2 separate regions of the Homo sapiens genome follow, and region 1 is linked to region 2. A link is a contact called in ENCODE Hi-C or POLR2A ChIA-PET data. All regions are on one chromosome and are shown on one strand. The core of a region is the stretch at or near the end of the contact, and the rest is flanking DNA. Distances in the headings are between cores, read along the strand shown.

Evidence for each region. A loop is a pair of places that touch in the nucleus more often than their neighbours do. ChIA-PET counts read pairs that join two places held with the same protein, here RNA polymerase II (POLR2A). Pooled maps may share reads with other maps.
Region 1: a loop to region 2 is called in a pooled map, with 4 times the contacts of the local background. The contact joins two enhancer-like sites. A Hi-C loop is called at or near these places in 2 of 50 pooled maps. POLR2A ChIA-PET finds 5 or more read pairs at or near these places in 2 of 52 experiments (GM10248 and activated T-cell).

The regions. Positions count from the first base shown.
Region 1 is chr10:15,121,443-15,127,497 of GRCh38, reverse strand. All of the region lies in intron 8 of NMT2 (N-myristoyltransferase 2), which reads left to right. Among named protein-coding and RNA genes, the nearest start is that of RPP38, 27 kb to the right of the region's middle. RefSeq lists enhancers at 3,397-3,536, 4,443-4,622. Within about 2 kb of position 3,642, at least 4 of the 41 ENCODE cell types and tissues checked have a DNase peak (open chromatin) inside an H3K27ac peak, as active enhancers do.
Region 2 is chr10:14,738,679-14,744,218 of GRCh38, reverse strand. The region is part of intron 1 of FAM107B (family with sequence similarity 107 member B); the gene reads left to right. Among named protein-coding and RNA genes, the nearest start is that of FAM107B, 33 kb to the left of the region's middle. RefSeq lists enhancers at 1,389-1,498, 1,559-1,608, 3,031-3,080. Within about 2 kb of position 1,323, at least 4 of the 41 ENCODE cell types and tissues checked have a DNase peak (open chromatin) inside an H3K27ac peak, as active enhancers do.

The sequences.
Region 1 (6,055 bases), core at 2,393-4,892, 380 kb before region 2:
TCGGCTCACTGCAAGCTCCACCTCCTGGGTTCACGCCATTCTCCTGCCTCAGCCTCCTGAGTAGCTGGGACTATAGGCGCCCGCCAGCATGCCCGGCTAATTTTTTGTATTTTTAGTAGAGACGGGGTTTCACCATGTTAGCCAGGATAGTCTTGATCTCCTGACCTTGTGATCCGCCTGCCTCGGCCTCCCATAATGCTGGGATTACAGGAGTGAGCCACCACGCCTGGCGAAAAGTTATTTTTTTTATTTTTTTATTTTTTGAGACAGAGTCTCGCTCTGTTACCCAGGCTGGAGTGCAGTGGCTGGATGTTGGCTCACTGCAACCTCCGCCTCCCGGGTTCAAACAGTTCTCCTGCCTCAGCCTCCCAAATAGCTGGAATTACAGGTGTGTGCCACCACACCCAACTGATTTTTGTATTTTTAGTAGAGATGGCGGGGGTTTCACCATGTTGGCCAGGCTGGTCTTGAACTCCTGACCTTGTGATCCGCCTGCCTTGGCCTCCCAAAGTCCTGGGATTACAGGTGTGAGCCACCACGCCCAGCCAAGTTATCATTTTTAATAGGGAAAAATATAAATGTGCTTTCTAGACTTGGCTTTATTTGGGGCTTGGCTATATTAGTTATCTATGGCCATGTAAAAAATGACCACAAACTGAGCTGCTTAAAACAACATTTATTATCACACAGCTTCTGTGGGCCAGAAATCCAGTCACAGCTTAGCTGAGTCCTGTGCTTTGTTCAGGGTCTCTCCTGAAGTTGCCACCCAGGTGTCAGCCAGGGCTGAGGTCTCATCTGAAACTTGACTAGGGAAGGATCCATTTCCATGCTCCTGTAGTTGTTGGCAGGATTGAGTTCCTCACTGGCTGTTGGACCAAGGGCCTCAGTTCTTTGCCATGTTGGATTCTCCATAGGGTAGCTCACAGCATGGCAGCTTATTCATCAAAGCCAGTGAGAGAGAGAGTCTATAGAGAGGATCTGCTGGCAAGATGGAAGTCAGAACCCTATGCAGGTGATTCATGAAAGTGACATCCAGTCGCCATTGCCATTTCTTTTTTTTTTTTTTTTTAAGATGGAGGCTCGCTCTGTTGTCCAGGCTGGAGTGCAATGGCACAATCTCAGCTCATTGCAATCTCCGCCTCCTGAGTTCAAGCAATTCTCCTGCCTCAGCCTCCCAAGTAGCTGGGATTACAGGTGTGCACCACCACGCCCAGCTAATTTTTGTATTTTTAGTAGAGATGGGGTTTCACCATATTAGTCAGGCTGGTCTCGAACTCCTGACCTCAGGTGATCCACCCGCCTCAGCCTCCCAAAGTGCTGGGATTACAGGTGTGAGCCACTGCGCCCAGCCGCCATTGCCATTTCTATTGGTTAGAACCAAATCACAGGTCCTGCCCACACGTAACAGGAGCAGATCACACCAGCTGTGAACCCCAGGAGGTGGGATCACTGGGGGCCATCTTAGAATCTGTGTGCCACTGATGGGATCTTTTGTTTGAAGTGTTGTGACGTGTGAATTGAAATAAAATCTTCGGCCAGGCGCGGTGGCTCACACCTGTAATCCCAGCACTTTGGGAGGCCAAGGCGGGCAGATCACAAGGTCAAGAGATCGAGGCCACCCTGGCCAACATGGTGAAACCCCATCTCTACTAAAAATTAAAAAATTAGCTGTGGATGGTGGCACATGGCTGTAGTCCCAGCTACTAGGGAGGCTGAGGCAGGAGAATCGCTTGAACCTAGGAGGCACAGGTTGCAGTGAGCTGAGATCACGCCATTGCACTCCAGCCTGGCCACAGAGCGAGACTCCATCTCATAAATAACTAAATAAATAACTAAATACATACGTACATACATACATACATACATACAAACTTCAAAAATGCCTCTTTTTTTCACTATGGGCAAATGCTGTTCCACTTTGGTCTCTCCAAATTTCAGTTTCTTGAACCTCAAGCAGCCTAGCTTATGTACAAGGAAAAGACACACTTACATGTAGGTTGCCTACAATGGAGTGAAGAATAAGGAGTTTTAGCACATACCATTGGTTTACTCACAATGATTTTCTTAAAGTGCTAAAGCTATTTTTGACTTGACTCCATTCATCAGCCTTAATATTTTTGTACAAGAGTCAATCTTCTCCTGGGTATAGGCGTGTATTATGAAACCAGACTGTGGCATCTTACTTCCAGTGAACCTGGGTTCCTGGTAGCAGTCCTGTTCCAGTCGTGCTGTGATAGTGACTGCCTTTCCCCCACCCATAAATTGAAGGTTATGAAGTGCTTTCAAATACATTATTCAATTTATTCTCACAGCAACCTTTTGAAGTTAGTACTTCTTATCCCCATTTTACAGATGAAGAAACTGAGGTATGTGACAGTTGGCACTTAGGCGAGGATGTGTTAATATCACCAAGTGGAGGGCTTGGGATGCAGGCCCCAGACCTCCATGTTTCCCTGTTAGCTCCCTCTGCCTCTGCCATCCCCTCTAACATTACCCACTATGGGGACACCATGGCTCAGCCCCACTGAATGTCTCACTGTGAGTACAGCATAAATCAAGGCAGAAAAGGACGATTGTCAAGATGCAAACAGTTCTCATTGGCTTGCCCCAGTCTCCTTTCCCCCTTTTAAGTCATAGGAAAGGAAAGGAAAATAAAGAGTAAATTAATAGAATAAAAGAGAGATTAAAGTACAGATATTATGAAATTGGAAGGTGCTGGCAGCAGTCCCTTGGGTGTCTGCCTCTTGAGTTAAACTGGACAGAACTGCATACACCGGATGCCCCTTCCTCTCCTATGGGCCCAGATGGGTGATACCACTGCTAGCAGTCAAGTTATTTAAGAACATTTTTGTACCATTCAGCGTAAAAGCAAACTTATGGAATACAGCTTTTGCTGTATAGATCAATCTCATTTTCTGCTTCATTGTTACTCTTTTTGCTTGTAGGAGTGCCAGCTTTCTGTCTTTTTCATGGACTTTTGAATATAGGAGCTAACATTTATTGTGGCCGGCGTTATGCTCGACATTTAACAGCCGTAGTCTCATTTACTAATCACAACAGCCACAGGAGGATGGGTCCTTATCCCCATAGCACAGAAGGGGCCATGAGAACACAGATTGACTTGCTCAGAGTCTGCTGGCCAGAAGCAGAGCTGTCGCAGGGCCTGCGCCATTCACAACTGTTACCTAAAATACTAAGGTTTCCCCAAGAAACACGCCTTACGATGCCTCCCTACCCTTTCAGTGTTTGGGGAGATTTTATTTTGTTTTGTTTTTTTGATCTGGTGTTGAGTATTTCCAAGTTCGATTTTGCGCATCTGTGTCAATGAGCTGAAAGGTAATTTGATGTTGATAAAAAGCAGAAGTCAGAGAATGATCCACTAAGGTCTTAGCACTGTGCTGCAAGGAGGGTGTGCTTGCTTAGACATGTCGAGGCATATAAGGTGTTCTATATTTAGTGGCATTAGATGGTTTTTTTAGTGGTTAGCATTCTGTTTGCTCCTTTTTGAATCATATAAATAACCATAATCATTGCTTACATCTCTTCTCTGGAATCTTGGCTCTCAAACGGTTTGTACCACAACTTGACAGATAACAACACTACTGTTTTTTAATAGAGCTCTGAGCTTCATTTCCTTATGTACTTATAAGCAGATTTTACACAGATTTCAATCTACGTAGAGGCCCATGAATCATGCATATTAGTTGGGCCATGGGAAAGGATATCTGATTCAGATACAGAGTTTGCTTATGAAACTGAGATTTTTCTTATTTACTGGAAATGATTCTCTGCATTTTATTGAACTCTCAGAAAACATGACCGCTTCACTATTCCATTATACGGAAGCTAGCCATTTTAATGTAAGCCCAATAGCCTTCCTGGTTCTTTCTGAGGACAATAGTTATAATTTGAGTGTTTGTTTTGCTTTTCAAAAGTTATTTCTTTTTTTTTTTTTTTTTTTTTTTTCTGTGAGACGAAGTCTCGCTTTGTCGCCAGGCTGGAGTGCAGTGATGCGATCTTGGCTCACTGCAACCCCCGCCTCCTGGATGCAAGCAATTCTCCTGCCTCAGCCTCCTGAGTAGCTGGGACTACAGCCACGTGCCACCACACCCAGCTAATTTTTGTATTTTAGTCCATGTTGGCCAGGATGGTCTCGATCTCTTGACCTTGTGATCCGCCTGCCTCAGCCTCCCAAAGTGCTGAGATTACAGGTGTGAGCCACCGTGCCTGGCAGTATTTCATTCTTACACAGATTATTTTAGCTATTAGTCAGCAAATGTAAATATTCTTACCCTGTTTTCTAGGACTTTCTGTTTTTTATAGCTGGTACATCCTGGTGTGCTCTTATGCTTTAATGCTTCTATAAAAATTTGTTCAAAATGCTTATAAGTTGCCAAACTTATGATACTTTTTACCTGAATTTAGGCAACATATTGCTTGTCTAAATTCTGCTACTTATTTTTCTAACCTTTAGAGACCTAAGATAGCAGTTCTCAAAGTGTGGCCCAGGGACCTCTGGAAGTCCCCCAAGATCTTTGAATCTATGCAGTCATTTTTTTTTTTTAACTATTTTCATAATAACACTAGTATGTAATTTTTTCACTTTCATTCTCGTCTGAGTATACTGTGAAGTCTTCCAGAGGCCATGTGGCATGTGTATTTCTGTAGTCTTTTGTTTAAAAATGTTCTCAGTTTTGATTTCTAATGCGATAAGTGTGGATATGCATAACCCACATAAGCAAAGCTCTTTGGAGGTACTCAATCATTATTAACAGCGTAGGCCAGGTGCAGTGGCCCATGCCTGTAATCCCAGCACTTTGGGAGACCGAGGTGGGCAGATCACAAGGTCAGGAGATCGAGACCATCCTGGCTAGTACGATAAAACTGCATCTCTACTAAAAATACAAAAAATTAGCTGGGCGTGGTGGCACGTGCTTGTAATCCTAGCTACTTGGGAAGCTGAGGCAGGATCAAATCACTTGAACCCGGGAAGCAGAGGTTGCAGTGAGCTGAGATCACACCACTGCACTCCAGCCTGGGCGACAGAGTAAGACTCCATCTCAAAAAAAAAAAAGAGTGTAAAAGGGTCCCAAGACCAAAATATTTGAGAACTGCTGCTTTAAGGCGATCTGCTGGGCAGTTCCTTTAGTGGTTTCACAGTTGGATATTCAATGAATGAGAATTGTGCTCCAGAAGAATGTTTTGCTCTAGAAGGAAGTTGGCAAATTTTTTTTTCATTTCTGAATGTTCTCTATTAACAGATATCATATATCCTGTGGCTTTCATTAATTCATCTAATTGCTTGATATTGTTGATTGTTACTGAACCAGTAACAAAAGAAAAAAAATTCTGATATTGAGAAAGGCTATTTGAAATTTATCAAGCTAAGTCTGCCTCATAGCAGAAACTAATTTTTTAAATGACTATGATATATATTTTATATGGTTTTGGTCTTCCCACTAGCATTTAGAAGTGCTTATTTATTTCCAGTGGAGATCTGGACATTTCTGACTCATTGGTTTTGAGAGGTACTAAAAGACTAAAGGTATGCATTGCCTGTTAAATGTGAAGGACTTAAATTCTCTAAATTTAGATTATTAAATGGCATTTTAGCTGAAGTGCTTTAGACATGACATCATCATAATAGAATGGCTTATAGTAAATATTCAGCTGAGGACTGTTGGTGTATAAATACAGAGCATGCACCTCCCATTCCCCTTTCCCCCAGCTAATCGATAATCAATCAGCACTGTGTGTCACTGAAGCTTAGAAACCCCAGCACAGCTAATAGTTGATGACAGCTGGCACTCAAGAGAAAACCTATTTTCCTTGGCCTAGTGTGGTGGCTCACACCTGTAATCCCAGCACTTTGGGAGGCCGAGGTGGGCAGATCACCTGAGGTCAGGCATTCGAGACCAGCCTGGCCAACGTGGTGAAACCCTGTCTCTACTAAAAACACAAAATTAGCCGGGCGTGGTGGCAGGTGCCTGTAATCCCAGTTACTCGGGAGCCTGAGGCAAGAGAATCGATTGAACCCAGGAGGCAGACGTTGCAG
Region 2 (5,540 bases), core at 74-2,573:
TCATCAAAGTCTCAGGATACAAAATCAATGTGCAAAAATCACAAGCATTCCTATGCACCAACAATAGACAAGCAGAGAGCCAAATCATGAATGAACTCCCATTCACAATTGCTGCAAAAAGAATAAAATACCTAGGACTACAGCTAACAAGGGAAGGACCTCTTCAAGGAGAACTACAAACCACTGCCCAAAGAAATCAGAGAGAACACAAACAAATGGAAAAACATTCCATATTCATGGATAGGAAGAATCAATATTGTGAAAATGACCATACTGCCCAAAGTAATTTATAGATTCAGTGCTATTCTCATTAAACTACCATTGACATTCTTCACAGAATTAGAAAAAAATACTTTAAAATTCATATGGAACCAAAAAAGAGCCCATATAGCCAAGACAATCTAAGTGAAAAGAACAAAGCTGGAGGCATCATGCTACCTGACTTCAAACTATACTACAAGGCTACAGTAACCAAAACATCATGGTACTGGTACAAAAACAGACACATAGACCAATGGAACAGAATAGAGATCTCAGAAATAAGTCCACACATCTACAACCATCTGATCTTCAACAAACCTGACAAAAACAAGCAATGGGGAAATGATTTCCTATTTAATAAATGGTGCTGGGAGAACTGGCTAGCCATATGCAGAAAATTGAAACTGGATCCCCTTCCTTATATCTTATACAAACATTAACTCAAGATAGATTAAAGACTTAAATGTAAAACCCACAACTATGAAAACCCTAGAAGAAAATCTATGCAATACCATTTAGGACATAGGCACGGGCAAAGATTTCATGATGAAAACATCAAAAGCCATTGCAACGAAGGTGAAAATTAACAAATGGGATCTAATTAAAGAGCTTTTGCACAGCAAAAGAAACTATCATCAGAGCAAACAGACAACTTGCAGAATGGGAGAAAAAATTTGCAATCTATCCATCTGACAAAGCTATAATATCCAGAATCTACAAGGAACTTAAATTTACAAGAAAAAAACCATTAAAATGTGGGCAAAGGACATGAACAGACACGTCTCAAAAGAAGACATACATGCAGCCAACAAACATATGAAAAAAAGCTCAACATCATTGATCATTAGAGAAATGTAAATCAAAACCACAATGAGAGACCATCTAATGCCAGTGAAGGAACTGAGAAGGGTCAAATTAACAGAGGTGGGAAGAAAGCCAGAAGACTGAAAGCATACAGAAGAGAGAACTCAAAGAGGAAGTAGGAAGACCAAGAAACACAGAGATTAAAATGTGTGCATTTGATCTTGGTGGAAAGACGTCATTGGTGACCTTTGTGAGAGTTGTCGCAGTGGAGTGGTGGCCAGGAAGATTACAGTAAGTAAAGGAGAGAAGGAAAGTCAAATAGTGGAGATAAGAAGTGCAGAATATTCTTCAGGAAGCTTGATTATGAAAAAGAAGAAACAAGATAGGGCAGGAGCTAAGGGGAGATATTGAATCCACAGTGGAATTGCTAAAATATGAAATATGGCCATTACTACCTCTCCAGCATCTTCTTGCCAGGCAGATACTGGTCTTTGAATGCATGCAATCCACTGTCACTCTTGTCTTTCTCTCCCTTCATCTCAGCCAAGGAGGAAAAGAGAAATAACTCATCCAGCAGGCATTTCACGAATATTTAGTGAGTAGCTACCCTACCCCAGACACTGCTTTCAGTTCATCAGTGAACAAACAGACAGTGATTGCTGATCTCAGTAAGCCCACTGCAAGCAGCATTAATAATGTACTTTGTTAGCATCATCTGACATCAAAACATACACTGAGCCAGGTGTGGTGGCTCACACCTGTAATCCCAGCACTTTGGGAGGCAGAGGTGGGAGGACTGATTGAGACCAGAAGTTCGACACCAGCCTGGGCAACATAGTGAGACCCTTGCCTTTACAAAAAAAAAAAAAATGAGCTGGGTGTGGTGGCATGCACCTGTAGTCCCAACTACTCAGGAGGCCAAGGTGGGAGGACTGCTTGAGCCCAGGAGGTTGAGGCTACAGTGAGTTGGGTCATGATTTTGCCACTGCACTCCAGTCTGGGCCAGAGAGCAAGACCCTTTCTCAAAACAAAACAAAAAACAAACAAAAATCCCCAAACACCTGTGGAAATATTACCTGCAGCTAATTCTGTAGCACTTGTTAATTCATGGGCAAAATTTATTCAGAAAGTTAGGGAGTTGGCCGCACGCGGTGGCTCATGCCTGTAATCCCAGCACTTTGGGAGACCGAGGTGGGTGGATCACGAGGTCAGGAGATCGAGACCATCCTGGCTAACATGGGGTTTAGTAGAAACCCCGTCTCTACTAAAAATACAAAAAAATTAGCCTGGTGTGGGGGCGGGTGCCTGTGGAGGCTGAGGCAGGAGAATGGCGTGAACCCAGGAGGCGGAGCTTGCAGTGAGCCGAGATTGCACCACTGCACTCCAGCCTGGGCGACAGAGCGAGACTCCATCTCAAAAAAAAAAAAAAAAAAAAAAAGGGAGTTATGCATGGAAAGTCGAGGAGAGGAAGAATAACACCATTTTGTCACATGTAACATAAGAAAAAAATAACAGTGCTGGTGACTGGATTTGAAGGAATTGGTGGGTTTTCAAGAAAGGTATTTAAAACAGACTCCCCTTGGGGCTCAGATCTGGGGTCAGTGTTTGGCTGGGCAGAGGGTATCCTCCATCCCTCCTGGAGATGCAGGGATTCACACTTTTCTCCACTCAGTGCTGCTTTCCCTCAAAGACTTCTTCGTAGGCTGGTGCGGTGACCTTAGTGGATGCTCTCTCTCTGGCCTAAAACACGGGGCTCCTCTCTTGCCCTCCTCTCTTCTTGCTCTCAGGTGGGGCAAACAAGCCCCTTATGGGCTAACTCTCCCTCTTCTTCCAGGTGCCTGGCTTTAGGCCTCACTAGTCTGACACTCCAAGCCTTACTCCTTTCTGGTTTTACCTGTTTCCTGAGCAGATTGTCTTGACAATCTGCTCAATATCTCAGCTCCTGCCTCGCTCTTTTCATTCCTCTTTCTGTAGCCCAGGTTCCTGCCCCCAAACCCTCACCTGGTACCCTGATTCTGGCTGTCATCTTGCCAGCCACTCCTCTGACTCCCAAAGCCATGGGGAGCCCCATCCCAGTGCTGTCTGCTTGTTGGAAAATCCTAATGTCACCTGTTGACTGTTCTCAGGGCCCAATCAGGTCCTGTTGTAGTTTTCACACATCGTTTCCTGGCCGCCAAACTGGATTTACTTTTAACACTTAACAGAACATTTTTGATCACAAGTGACAGAAAATGAACCCACACTTGCTTAAGCTAAAAAGAGGATGTATTGACTTGCAGCTGAATAGTCCAGGGGCTAGACTATTTTTAGGCACAGCTGCATAACAAATGATATCATCAGGACTCTGTCTAGCTCATTTTAAAAATAGACTTTGTTTTTTAGAGCAGTTTTGGGTTTATAGGAAAATTGAAGGAAGGTACAGAGTGCCTCCATAATCCCCTCTTACTGTCCCCTCCCTGTGCACACAGTTTTCCCTATTTTTAACATCTTGCATTGATGTGGTACATTGATTACAATTGAGGAAACAATATTAGTTCATTATTATTAACTAAAGCCCATATACGCATTAGGGTTAGCTCTTTGTGTTGTATAGTTATATGGGTTTTAAAAAATTCAGAAAGTCACTTTTCCACCATGACAGTATCATATAGGATAGTTTCACTGCCCTAAAATCTCTGTTCTCCACCTATGTCTCCTTCCCCCGTACCCCAATGGCCACCACTGATCATTTTATTGTCTGTATAGTTTTGCGTTTTCCAACATGTCATAAAGTTGGAATCATACAGTATGTATCCTTTTCAGACTGGCTTTTCACTTAGCAATATGCATTTAGTGTTCCTCCATGTCTTTTTGTGCCTTGATAGCTCATTTCTATTTATACCTGAATAATGGGCCATTGTCTGGATGTTCCACATGTGTGTTTATTCATTCACCTATTGAAGGACATCTTGGTTGGTTCCAAGTTTTGGCGAATATGAATATCGCTTCTATAAACATTCACGTGTAGGTTTTTGTGTGAATTCATTTGGGTAAATGTCAAGGACCATGATTTCTGGATCATATGGTAAGCCTATGTTTAGCTTTGTAAGAAATTGCCACACTGTCTTTCAAAGTAGCTGTATCATTTTGCATTCCCACAGGCAGTGAATGAGCATTCCTGTTGCTCTATATCTTCTCCGCAATTTGATGTTGTCAGTGCATAAATTTCAGCCATTCAAGCAAACAATCCAGGGGATAGACCAACTAGAGATAGTTGGATGTCAAACAGTGCCATCAGGACTCTGTCTTGCTCCTTCTGTGTCTCGGCTTTTCTTTCCCCTGGGCCAGCTCCAGTCTCCTGCAGGGATTCACTTCACGGTGTCTCTCATTGGCTTTAGGAATACATGCCCACAACTCCAAGTTCAGCATAAAGAGAATACCTCTTTCTAGCACAAGTTGTAGAACTTGAATTATGTATCTATCCCTAAAACAATTCTTGTGGTCTGGGAAATGAAATATTTTCCCTTTATTCGCTCATTCATTCATTCATTCATTCATCATGAACACTTACTATATGCCAGGCACTGATGATAATTGGTCAGGCCCAAGTCACACATTCCAGGAGTAAAATTGGTCCTCTACCCAAATCCCATGGATGGAGAGCTGAGGCAGTAAGTTTCCCCAACGTGCTGTTATCAGAAGAAAGCTGGATGGATCATGGATGCCTGGCAGGTAAAAATACCTTGTCCTCCACCTACAACTGTGGAGTCTGTCCCCAGCGCCTGCCCTACTCATTGAGTGGGTATAGTTCTATGTATCAGTCCAATTTCCCATTTCTGGATCATTCCAATTTCTCCAAATCCAGCAGTTGGCTGGGGCCTTCCTGGTCAGATCCCAAGGTGGGACACCGTGGCAGATTAGCACTCCCGTCATGGAGCGATGGAGGCTGCTTCTCCTCCTTTTGAATCTGGGCCACCCTGTGATCACTTTACGTAATGGGATGTGTATGATGAACGTTGTTCTACTTCTGGACCTACCCTTTAGAGGACCGGCAGCTTTTACCTTCACCTTTTAGAAGCCACTTGCCATGTTAGAAGTATGAATATCCTGAGACCACCAAGCTGGGAAAAGTGTAAACCATAAGGCTCCAGGTATGTGGAGGAGGAAGCCATGGTGAAAGGGTCCCCTTCAACCCAAGTCACCCCAGCTGATGCACATGCATGAGAGTCAGACAGCCCAGCTGAGTCCTTTCCAAATTCCTGACCCACAAAGTTGTGAGCAAAATAAATTCATTGCCTTAAACTGCTGGTTTGGGGGTTGCTTGTTACACAGCAACAATGTCCAGAACAGACGGCAACTAGTGTTACAATATAATCAATGGAAACTTAGCACACTAACCCAATGGGCCCGATCCATGTGTTGGGGTAATGTCCGAATTCCTTACCTTCCTGAGGCCAGGGCCCAATCCATGTGTCAGGGGTAATGTCTGGATTCCT